2 separate regions of the Homo sapiens genome follow, and region 1 is linked to region 2. A link is an interaction called in ENCODE POLR2A ChIA-PET data of the cell type or tissue named here. Cell type or tissue: PC-3. All regions are shown on one strand. Each heading gives the region's core, and the rest is flanking DNA. Links, peaks and the distances in the headings are about the cores only. Region 1 overlaps MACROD2 (mono-ADP ribosylhydrolase 2). Region 2 overlaps MACROD2 (mono-ADP ribosylhydrolase 2).

The links. ChIA-PET counts read pairs that join two places held together with the same protein. Peaks named below come from ENCODE experiments on the same cell type or tissue, not always from the same donor. Only the 100,000 strongest peaks of a DNase experiment are listed, where the experiment ranks them.
Region 1: POLR2A ChIA-PET joins it to region 2 with 6 read pairs; 1 of 35 experiments calls an interaction of 5 or more read pairs at or near these places.

What each region holds. Positions count from the first base shown.
Region 1 is chr20:14,882,569-14,887,954 of GRCh38, reverse strand. All of the region lies in intron 5 of MACROD2 (mono-ADP ribosylhydrolase 2), which reads right to left. It overlaps MACROD2-AS1 (MACROD2 antisense RNA 1), which reads left to right. Exons shown (of 2, transcript NR_110318.1): 2 at 3,361-3,702. Among named protein-coding and RNA genes, the nearest start is that of MACROD2-AS1, 44 kb to the left of the region's middle. In PC-3, for the core only: no CTCF peak of the experiment used is centred there; a DNase peak (open chromatin) is centred at 2,094; H3K27ac peaks cover 1,899 bases.
Region 2 is chr20:14,578,117-14,583,502 of GRCh38, reverse strand. All of the region lies in intron 4 of MACROD2 (mono-ADP ribosylhydrolase 2), which reads right to left. The region is part of intron 1 of MACROD2-IT1 (MACROD2 intronic transcript 1); the gene reads right to left. Among named protein-coding and RNA genes, the nearest start is that of MACROD2-IT1, 26 kb to the right of the region's middle. In PC-3, for the core only: no CTCF peak of the experiment used is centred there; DNase peaks (open chromatin) are centred at 462 and 2,712; H3K27ac peaks cover 1,263 bases.

The sequences.
Region 1 (5,386 bases), core at 208-5,207, 300 kb before region 2:
GTGCAATTTTTGGCAACACCCAGTCTCTTTGGGCCACATTTTTCTTTATAGTTTAAACAAAAGAGCTGAACACAGGTTTTTTTTTTTTTTTAATGCTTTTCTTCCAGTTTGAATATTTTGTGACATCACGAGACAAGTCCAATTGTGATACTCCAAATAGTGGCCAAGTGTCTCCTTCTCCAGTCTTACCCATTAAACCAAAAATGAAAAATACCATTTTGGTAAGGAAGCAATTGTTTCTGCTATTTTTCAAGAAATGCTCAACATGGCCAGCCACGGTGGCTCACATCTGTAATCTCAGCACTCTGGGAGGCTGAGGTGGATGGATTGCTTGAACACAGGAGTTTGAGACCAGCCTGGGCAACATGGTGAAACGCCGTCTCCACAAAAAATAAAATACAAGAATTAGCTGGGTGTGCCTGTACTCCCAGCTACCCAGGAGGCTGAGGCAGGAGGATCACTTGACCCTTAGAGGCAGAGGTTGCACTGAGCCGACATCATGCCACTGCACTTGAGCCTGGGTTACAGAGTGAGACAGTCAAAAAAAAAAAAAAACAAAAAAAGCTAATCACATATTCAGTGCAGGCATTAGTATATTTTTCTATCTAATATATTCAAGTCTATTTGCTTCTTAGAAGAGGTATTTATTTCCTCACCATATTACTCACTATACCGCTCTTGATTTGTGTAGCCCCTGTTGAGTCCATTGAGGGCAGGACATCTCCATCCCTAGCATTAGTTCAGCATAGAGTCCACACTGATAAATACATGTGGACTAGTATGAAGCCTTTGCAGACACACATGCACACATGTATGCACACATACAGCCAGGTAGGACATGAATTTTTGTAATAAATATACTATGATATGGCTATTTTGTCTTGTTATTCTCATAATGGGCCAAAATGGAAGTGCCTCCCATCCTCTGCCAAAAATCAAAAAAGCATTCACTATGAACATTTATTTTCAGAGAAGTGTATGATCATCTTGTGGTCCCACAGACAGCCCTAAAATTCCCCACTAGAGACGCCAATGTCGGAATGAGAACCTGGGTTTCTTAGCTTAAAGAAGGCTGCCATGATGGCTCCAAGAATTTTATTTCTTCTCTTCCCATTTTCTCTCTCTGTCACTTTCTGTTCTTACTTCATTTCCTCATTTGTATTTTGGGTTTACTACAACCAATATAAAGAAGTTGTAGTAATTAAAAAGTTAAAGATTAGCACGGGAGCTGGCTTTCATTTACTCATTATTTCAATGCAATCATACTTATTGATACCCTATGGTTCCTGGACATTGGGCTAGATGGAGGGAATAAAACACTAACAAGTTGGACAGAGTCCTCTCCTCCCAGAAATGAGATACTAGTAAGGGATAGAACCAAGTTATAGCACAGGTAAAAAGCTAAATGATGGGAGAAGGGGCTAATGTGGGAGGATTTGGGATGTGAAGGGGATCCCTTAAATGATAAACCAGAGCAGGTCACTCCTCTTCTCAAACTTTCCCAATGCTTCCTTCCCACCTTACTTATGACCAAAGCCAAAGTCCTTACAGCAACCAACAGGACTTTCTGCGAGCAGGGCTCCATCACCTATCTGACCTCATCTTCTCTTCTTCTGCTTTCCTCTTAGTTCACTCCAGCCACTCTGGCCCTTCCACGCCTTAAACACAGTGGCCCATACCTATCTCAGGGCCTTTGCACTTGCTGTTTCCTCTATCTGGAATAGTATTCTCCCAGACAGCCTCATAGCTAGACCCCTCACTTCAATCAAGCCTTGACTTTATGACACCTGCCCAGTGGGGCCTTACCTGGATTTTGCCAAAACTGCAACATCCCCACCCTCCAACATTTTATATTGCCCATCCTGCTTCACATTTATTTGTGCTCAGCTGTTATCATTATCTAACATACTATGTAATTTACCTATTTTCTTGTTTATTGCCTGACTTTTCCATGAGAAGGATAAATCCCATGACAAAAGGCTCTTTTATTTATTTTGCTCACTGTAGTATCTCCAGGGCCTGGAACAGTGCCTGGCACATTGTAGATACTCAATGAATACTCTGTGAATGAATAAATGAATGAAGGGTCATAAAATTCTTCCCAGAGGAAGTGAGCAATTGAAAACTAACTTGAAATCTAAAGAATGCGACTGAATTATCCCAGCAAAGGGAATGGAGGATGGTAAGAAGGAAGAGGAACAGGAAAGAGCATTTCAAAGGAAGAGATTTGGAGTACATCAAGATTTTGGTAAAGCTGAAGGCTAAGGGCCAAAGGTTCAATAGGAGATAACAAGGTGTGGCTAGTGAAGGAGGCTGGGACCCCATCCTGCAGGGCCTTGGAAGCCAGGCAAACAAATTTGCACTTTACTCTTACAGCAATAGAGGATGTTTGAGAAATTATAATCAGAGGACAGTTATTCTTTCTAACTAAAAATAAAATCATCATGACTAGAGTAAAAAGGGGTAAGGCTGGAGGCAGAGAGACTGGCTAGTAGGTAGAGGAGGGATGATGTGTGTACCAGAGTAGAGGTGATGGCACTCAAGAGAAGCAGAAGATTCTAGGGTCAATTAGAAGACTTTGTAATTGGTATTTATGTATATGATACAATAATATCTGATTAAGTCACAGAATTATTAATTATATGCAATAAAGATTACATGTATTTCTAGGGTGGGTCAAGAAGAGAAAGATAAGAGAGAAGAAAGGGTCAAAGGTGATGACTGAGTTTCTGGCTTGGGTAACTATAGTATCAGATATTAGTAGTATCAGACAGATATTAATTAAAGAGCATGTAGTATAAACATGGCCCAATTTTTTGACACTCCTCTCAATGACAGGTAGGGTTTGTAAACCAAAAAGTATCTGAGACAGTTCTCAATCAGTTTAGAAGTTTGCTTTGCCAAGGTTAAGGACATGCCTTTGACATTAAGATGTATGTTCCATGTCCTGGAAAGGCAGGACAAATGGAAGTTGGGTCAGTAGGGGATCAGTGCTTTCAGGTCATAGGTGGATTCAAAGATTTTCTGACTGGCAATTAGATGGGCTCTTGATAAATACCTGGAATGAATAGAAGGGAGTGTCTGGGTTAAAGTAAAGGGTTGTGGAGACCAAGGTTTTTATTACACAGATGAAGCCTCCAGGCTTCAGAGAGAACAGATTGTTTTAACGTTTCTGTTTCAATATTAACGCTGGTCAGTTGTGCCTCAATTCCAAAGGGAGGATGGTATAATGAGGCATGTCTGACTATCCATTCCCATCATGGCCTGAACTCATGTTTCAGGTTAACTTTGGAATGCTCTTGGTTGTGAGGGGGATCCATTTAGTTGGTTGGGGGCTTAACATTTTATTTTGCTTTACAGGTCCTATGTCCCTTCCTCTTAAATTTGGGCAGAATTTGTGACTTCTTTGTCCAACAAAATATCGCAGAAGTGATGCTGTACCAGACTGAAAAAGAGTGGCAGTTTCTAGCTGTGGTATCTTGGATCCAAAGAATCAATGACCCCATACAACAGACCCAGTAGAGTTCCCAGGAAACAGCCAGCACCAGCCATGTTGGTAAGATATCTTGAAAATAGATACTTCAGCCCACTTGAGCCACCACAGCTCACACCACCTGGAGCACAGTCAAGCCTTTTCTGCTGAGCCCTGCCCAAACTGCAGATTTGTGAACCAAATAAATAATTGCAATTGTTTTAAGCCAATAACTTTTAGGGTGGTTTGTTGTTAAAAGCTATGGATAACCAGAAAAATGAGAAAGAGTCAACAAGAAGAGAAATTGTCATGATTTTTCTGTGTGAAACCACACAGGGTTAAGCAGTTGTGGTTGCCTAATTATTCCTACTCCATGGGATATCACAGGAAAGAAGAGAGTGTGCTTTACTATGGGGTTACACTGTTATTTTGGGATGATCCTGAAAGGAGTTAATTCTGATCCAAACTAACCAGAGAACTGACAGAATATATTACATACTTAAAGATCATACTTTCATTTTGTTTGAACCACTGGAGGGAATCCAATCCCAAATTAATATAACAAAACCAGAAGCTTGCTTAAAAAATATTTTATCAGATTCCAAAGTTGAGCTTGTGGTAGGGTGTACTGGAACCCTTTAATAGGTACTCTAGTAAAGACATTCTTTTCATTTTGTAAGTGAACAAAAGAAGACAGAGTGAGCCTCTCTGGAAGTGCCTAAGTTATTGGTAGACATTGTCCCTATATTAAGTTGGAGATCAATAAGGCTCCAGATCAATATCAGAGCTTCATGTCAGGGGACACTATATGCATGTGACAGATGCAGCCAGGTAGGAAAGGAAAGTAAACAACTCTTTGTTTTTATTTAAACTACTTTTTTTTTTAAGTGAGTCAGATATAGACAGTTCATTTCAAGTGCTAGTATTCAGAACTGGAATGTGAATGGGATTAAAGTAGTTTTATTAGAGAAAGGGGAAGCCCAGAGGGAAAAAGGCATGAAAAATTCACTTCAAAAGCTGACATTAGTCCGACATGCTTACCACAGAGCCAGAAACCATGTAGGTAGACTTCAGCTAAAGGCTCTATAAACCCAAGTATTATTTCTATTATCATCCTAATCACTGTCTTCATTGAAAAGGAAGAAAATACACCCACATTGTAGACATAATGTTCAAATTATGCATGTGCCCTGGAGCTTAAGAAAGGTTAGATATGTCTCTTGGTTTTTCATGAATCTAACTTAGAATCACCCATTCAGGCTATTAATTACCAGCATTTCCCACATGTAATTACAGACTTTTTAGGAAATGGGTTGTTGCATATTTCTCTACCCAAAGACATGAGAGAGAATCTTACTCCTTTGTGGTATTTAAAACATGTTAGGTCAATGGATAGGTAAGTGATTCAAAGGAAAGAGAAACAGTATTACCATCATTACTCATGACCAAGAATATGATGTGGCCTCTGTTTCATGAAGATGAATTAATTCCAAACACCCCATCACAAAAATGTGGCCATTCTCACCACTTTTATGGCTTATGTAAGAGGGCATGTTGGTGTCTCCATAATATCAGCATTGGTGGAATTGTTTCTTACATCTGTTACATAAGGTCTACATACTTAAGTCCTTCTTGAATATAGTTCCAAGAGTAATTTTATCTTCAGGGAGCGATCTAAACTTTATTTTTAAAAAAAATGGAGATAATGCAATCCAACATATTTCCTTTGGTGACCTGAAATCTTACAGCCAGAATCAATGCCGTACTCTGATCTATTCAACTTAACGGTCTGAACGCCTTTCTGCTTCTTTAGAATGATCTTATTCATCTGTTTTAACCTTAAATGGTTTTCCATCTTTAAACTATTCAACCAAATAGCATTTTATTGGAAGGAGCAAAGAGAAGGGATGAGTT
Region 2 (5,386 bases), core at 113-5,112:
GAGAATGACACAGGGAAGAAGATTAGGCCAATATACAGATCTATTACTGAGGCTACTTCTTTGGGAAACTAGGGCTTGAATCCATTGGGACCTGCTGAGAAAAGTACAGATGCCTCCCAGGGTTGCCCACCTAAATGATGAGAGGCTGGGGAGTTTATTCAAGGTTCTGGACCCTGATGATTGATGGTGGTCTTTGAGGCATTAACATCCTCATTATTCTGGCCCCTAACGGTCTGTGGGTTAGGAACTCCAGCAACATAAAAGAAGGCCATGGGCAGGAAGCTAAAAGACATGCTCATGCTGGAGATGAAATGCTGTTAGCTTGAGATGAATCTGAGCTTGCACAGAACTGTCCACTGCAGCTGTTTCTCAAGTTAGAGAGAGGCCAAGGAAATCCAACACAAGACATGAGAGTCATCTGCTACAGTCACACGTCCTTAGTTCCTGAGCCTGGAAATACGCTCAGACAAGAGAGTTGCATCATCCATGAGTACTTCTGCACACTCAACCACATGCACTCAGCCACAAAGTGACAGACGGAGAGAAAAGATCAAGAGTGCAGAGGATTTTTGCCACAATTTCACTTGATGTGTATGCCCCAGAGTAAGTGTGATTTGGGAGCTGTGCCTCCTCCTGTGTGCCTCTTATTATATGAGTATCTCATGGCAAACAATGTCATTATAATGGTCACATATATATGTTTCAAACATCTGATGCTCAACAAAGAAATGGCAATTGGTTTCAATGCTGGAGGAAAAAAATATCTGGGTGGTCCTTATTAATATGTTTAACTGTATTTATTTTCTGGGCAACAGAAGACACAATTACCCTACACTGGGACCCTAACTGTAAAGTGCTTGCCTTTCCACTACACCAAGTGTATCACACTGCATTAGCACCATTTTTCTCTCTGCAAAAATCTCTCCCATTCCATTTAATATTATGCTGATGTTATGGACCTATTATGTGGCTTGAGTCTATAAAATGTTTGCTGCACAGTTTGGAGTGAATGTTCGGTGTGGACACTGATCAAGAATCTAGGTCACGCTGCTGGGAGACATCAGGAGGAGGATCTTAAGGCAACCAACTCACAGAGGATAATAAGGGCAGCAGACGAAAGCATGGGGATAACATGGTAACAGATAACATGGGGATAGGGCTCTTTTCCAGCATTCGAGATTTGTGAGTAAAGTGTCCCTTATCATAATATGATAAACTGAATGTATTAAGTAGAAAAATAACGTGATTTTAAAAACACAATAGAGAAGGGAGCATGCACTAAAACATGCCTATGATGATTTTTCTCTTTCATACTGTCTTAGCTTGTATGAAATAAAAAAGCAGAGCTTGAGATGAGGACTTGTGCACAGATAGTTTATTCAGAGAAGTGGTTCCCAAAAAACTAGAATGAGAGTTGAATGGGATAGGAAGTGTAAATGTAAAACAGGAAGGGGGAAAGCCAATCCAAGGGTGTATAGTTGGGCTGGTGACTAACGTGAGCAACTGACGTTTAATCTTACTGGGGATGCTATCAGGAAATGTGTAGAATAACTTCAGAACTGTCTGCCTGAGACATAGAAAGAAGAGCATGCTCCTACCTGCTCCCATCCCATATTGGCCAAGAACTGAATCAGGTATAAGGATGCACTGGACTACCTGACTCCCAAGAGCAGTAGCCAACACACCTCCGAGGAAGAAACAGTTTCAGGTACAGCTAAGGTGAGGAGTTATCAGGTTATATCTCTGTTCAGCTGATGCAACAGCAATGGATGATGGGAAGAGTCGGCTGGGAGAATGTGAAATAAAGCATAAAAGATGTCTAATGCTCATATTAAAATGCACTCTGTCCATCAAAGTGTCCACAGAAATCAAACCACAGTGACTAAGTTTTATATATTTAAATAATGTAAAAGTAATATAAATCCTAAATGATGGCCTTTTATAATGCTCCTTAGTCCAATTCCAATAAAAGGGATATTTTAAAATAGAAACTCTATCCCAGGATTCTAAATTAAGGAAGTCATGCTACAGTGTGTTTTTTAAAAGGCCAAGAAAAATAAATAATACAATGAATGAAGAAATTGCAAGTGGTTAAATCAGTGGTTGTCAACCTTCGCTCCACGCTGGAATCAGGTAAAGAGATTTACAAAATATAGATGCTCAAGTTCTACAATCAGAGATTCTGATTTGATTGGTCTGGAGTGTGGCTAGAACATGAGAATTTTTTAGAGTTCTCCAGGTAATTCTAATATGCAGCTAAGGTTGAGACACATTGGCTTAAGCAAAGCACAAGTGAAAAAACCAAGAGTGTTTTAAGTACTAATGGGGACTATAATCCAAAGTGTTTTTCCTTTAATTCAAGCATTTAGATCATATGCTTTAGCTGAAAATGTCTGGGCTGGGTTATTGTTTTAGATTTCAAAAAGAGTCTCATATATGGCACTCACGACATCAGCCTTTGCAAACTGCCCACAGGTAGATTGGTATTATAGTTACTCGTTTTATATTCTCACAGTGGACTGCCAGGTGAGCAGAGGATCAGTTTAGCTTTTCAAATGTGTTCTTCAGAGATAAAGCTCTGCAATGACTGACTGAATAAATAAATTCATTGGTAATAAATGAAGCAATCTGCTACTGGATGTTTGCCCCCAAAGTATTCATTACTAAGTAAACTTGAGGTCATTAAAATGTTAACACAGTAAAAGAACACTGAAAAAAGAACATATGTCTACTGAAGTGTTTGGCACAAACTTGTTAACTTCAAGCTTCCTTTCTTTGGTAGAAAAGTAGGTCCTAAGGTCACGACTTCCTAGTTTTCATTTTTAGCTATAATGCTGCCATCAGTGTTTTGACCTGACCACCTGCTTAAGAGAAGCCAGGGCTTTGCCAGCATTTGTTTACACAGCACAATCCTGGGCATGCCAGTCTCCTTATGTTATCACCAGGAGTGTCTTGAAATACAAAATGCAGATACAAGACATGACATCCAATTTTTGCTTGACAGTTGCAAATAACATTTTATATTGAGAATGATAATATTTACTTTTGATTTTTTTTTTTTCAGGCAACGGGAAAAAGAATCAAATTCTATTTATTCAGACCAATTGAAAAATGGAGTAACCAAGATAATGGAATAATACATTCAGTGCCACTGCATATTAAGTCTGTACGGATTTTCAGTTTTCAAAAACTTAAAACACAGTAAAATACTCTTAGTGCTATAACTACCCAGGGATGATCGGGATTTTGCTCAGCAATTAAAAGCATCACTGTGAACATCAGCCACCATATACAATACTGTGATTTTTCTTTCAAACTGGTCTCCATCTATGTAACTGAGTTAGCCTTTTCAACTAGACTATTTGTACTTAGATGTTTAATTTTTTTTTCTTGAAGAAGACCTCTAATCAACCTGCTTTGAAAAATTCTACTTAGCATCAAGGCACTTAATTATCTTGCTAAGCTTTTGTTCAGTTGCTTTGTAAATAATGACATGAAACATTCCGTCTTTTTACATCCAAGCTTTTCTTCTTACTGATTAGATTCCACTTAAATAGCAACATGTTCCTTCAAGTTCCTCCAAGATGAGGGACTTTCTTTAATCACCTGAAACCTGCTGGTCTGCCTCTTTAGCATCCTGAGATATCACATTCAACAAGCTTAAATCAACAATACAACTACTTTATTCCTCACAGGTTGAGTGTATTAATTCTCATCTCTTTATCAAGCTTTTATATTAATTCAAGTATACAAAGATATGCAAAGTAGATTTTGAAATACAAAATGATTGCAATACATAAAAATGGGCTTTTCCTTCAAGTTTTTAAAATATAACTTATTTAAAAAGACAAAGTTAATAGAATCAAATTACATCTTTATAAGAAAAACCAACTTTCTATTAAGAACAAAATGTGATAATCAACAAAAAATGTATTACTCAAATATCGAAACGGTTTTTCCCTCAAAAGCACACAAAGCAAGTATTAAACATTTATTTTCAATCTGATTATAAAATGTCATTTGCACTTGTCAAAGAGTGTGTATTAAGAATTGGATACAGTTGGCCGGGCGCGGTGGCTCACGCCTGTAATCCCAGCACTTTGGGAGGCCGAGGCGGGTGGATCATGAGGTCAGGAGATCGAGACCATCCTGGCTAACAAGGTGAAACCCCGTCTCTACTAAAAATACAAAAAATTAGCCGGGCGCGGTGGCGGGCGCCTGTAGTCCCAGCTACTGGGGAGGCTGAGGCAGGAGAATGGCGTGAACCCGGGAAGCGGAGCTTGCAGTGAGCCGAGATTGCGCCACTGCAGTCCGCAGTCCGGCCTGGGCGACAGAGCGAGACTCCGTCTCAAAAAAAAAAAAAAAAAAAAAAAAAGAATTGGATACAGTTGCTTCCCAGAAAAAAAAATGAATGTGTTATGTTTTTTAATATGGGCAAATACCTGAATTAAAATAGAATGAAATGGTAAAATGTAGGGGTTAGGACTTTTAGCTAGCAGCAGCTTTAAAGAAGTGCATTCCATAAAATTTGCAAGTACTTCCAAGAAACATGGGAAGAACATTTAAGCTTAAGAAGATTTAGAGAAGAAAAAAGGAATTCTTAGAAGAAACAGCTGAAAAGTCACATAAACCAGAGTCACACGCTCCTCCCTGTAAAATAGCAAAGCTATAGAAAAGTAAATTATTATCCATCTACAGTGAATTATCTGCCTTAGGTTTCGGTGAATTTACCTTCCCCGATATCAGCTCTTTCCTTTATTCAGAAGTAATACATTCACACTTAAAAAATAAATCTAACTGCTTGTAACTAAATCCATCTGATATTTGGTTGTAATATTTTAGAGTTTTGGCTGACAAAACACTAAAAACTTTGATAAAAACAAAGACTTATGTAATTAGGTTCACTGTTGTTGAAATTCTACTCTATAATAATGTAAAAGGAGGAATGAAGGGCCCTGAGTTATTATTTGTTAAAAAGCAAGTAAATATTTGACTGAACAGGATTCTTAAAGAAATAAATGACATTTAACAAAGAATATCTGAGAGGCAGTCAAAAATACCTGGATTATCAATCCCTCCCTTAAATGAAACACTAAAAATCCCTGCCTACAATATACAAAATAAAGCATACACACAATTTTCTCTTCACTGAAAGTATATCGCCTGTAATAATAAACTTCCTTGTACCTGACTACTGTAATATCAAAAAATAGATAAAAATAAAGGCATTTAAAATAGCTTATATTTATTATTTTTATGTTGTATTTGAACATGAACTAAATTTTTTCTCAATTTGTGAAAAGAAAACCTGCCATTGATATATGTGTAATATAAAATATAATATATATTATATATATTTTTAAATACAAACAATTCTCTTTCCTCT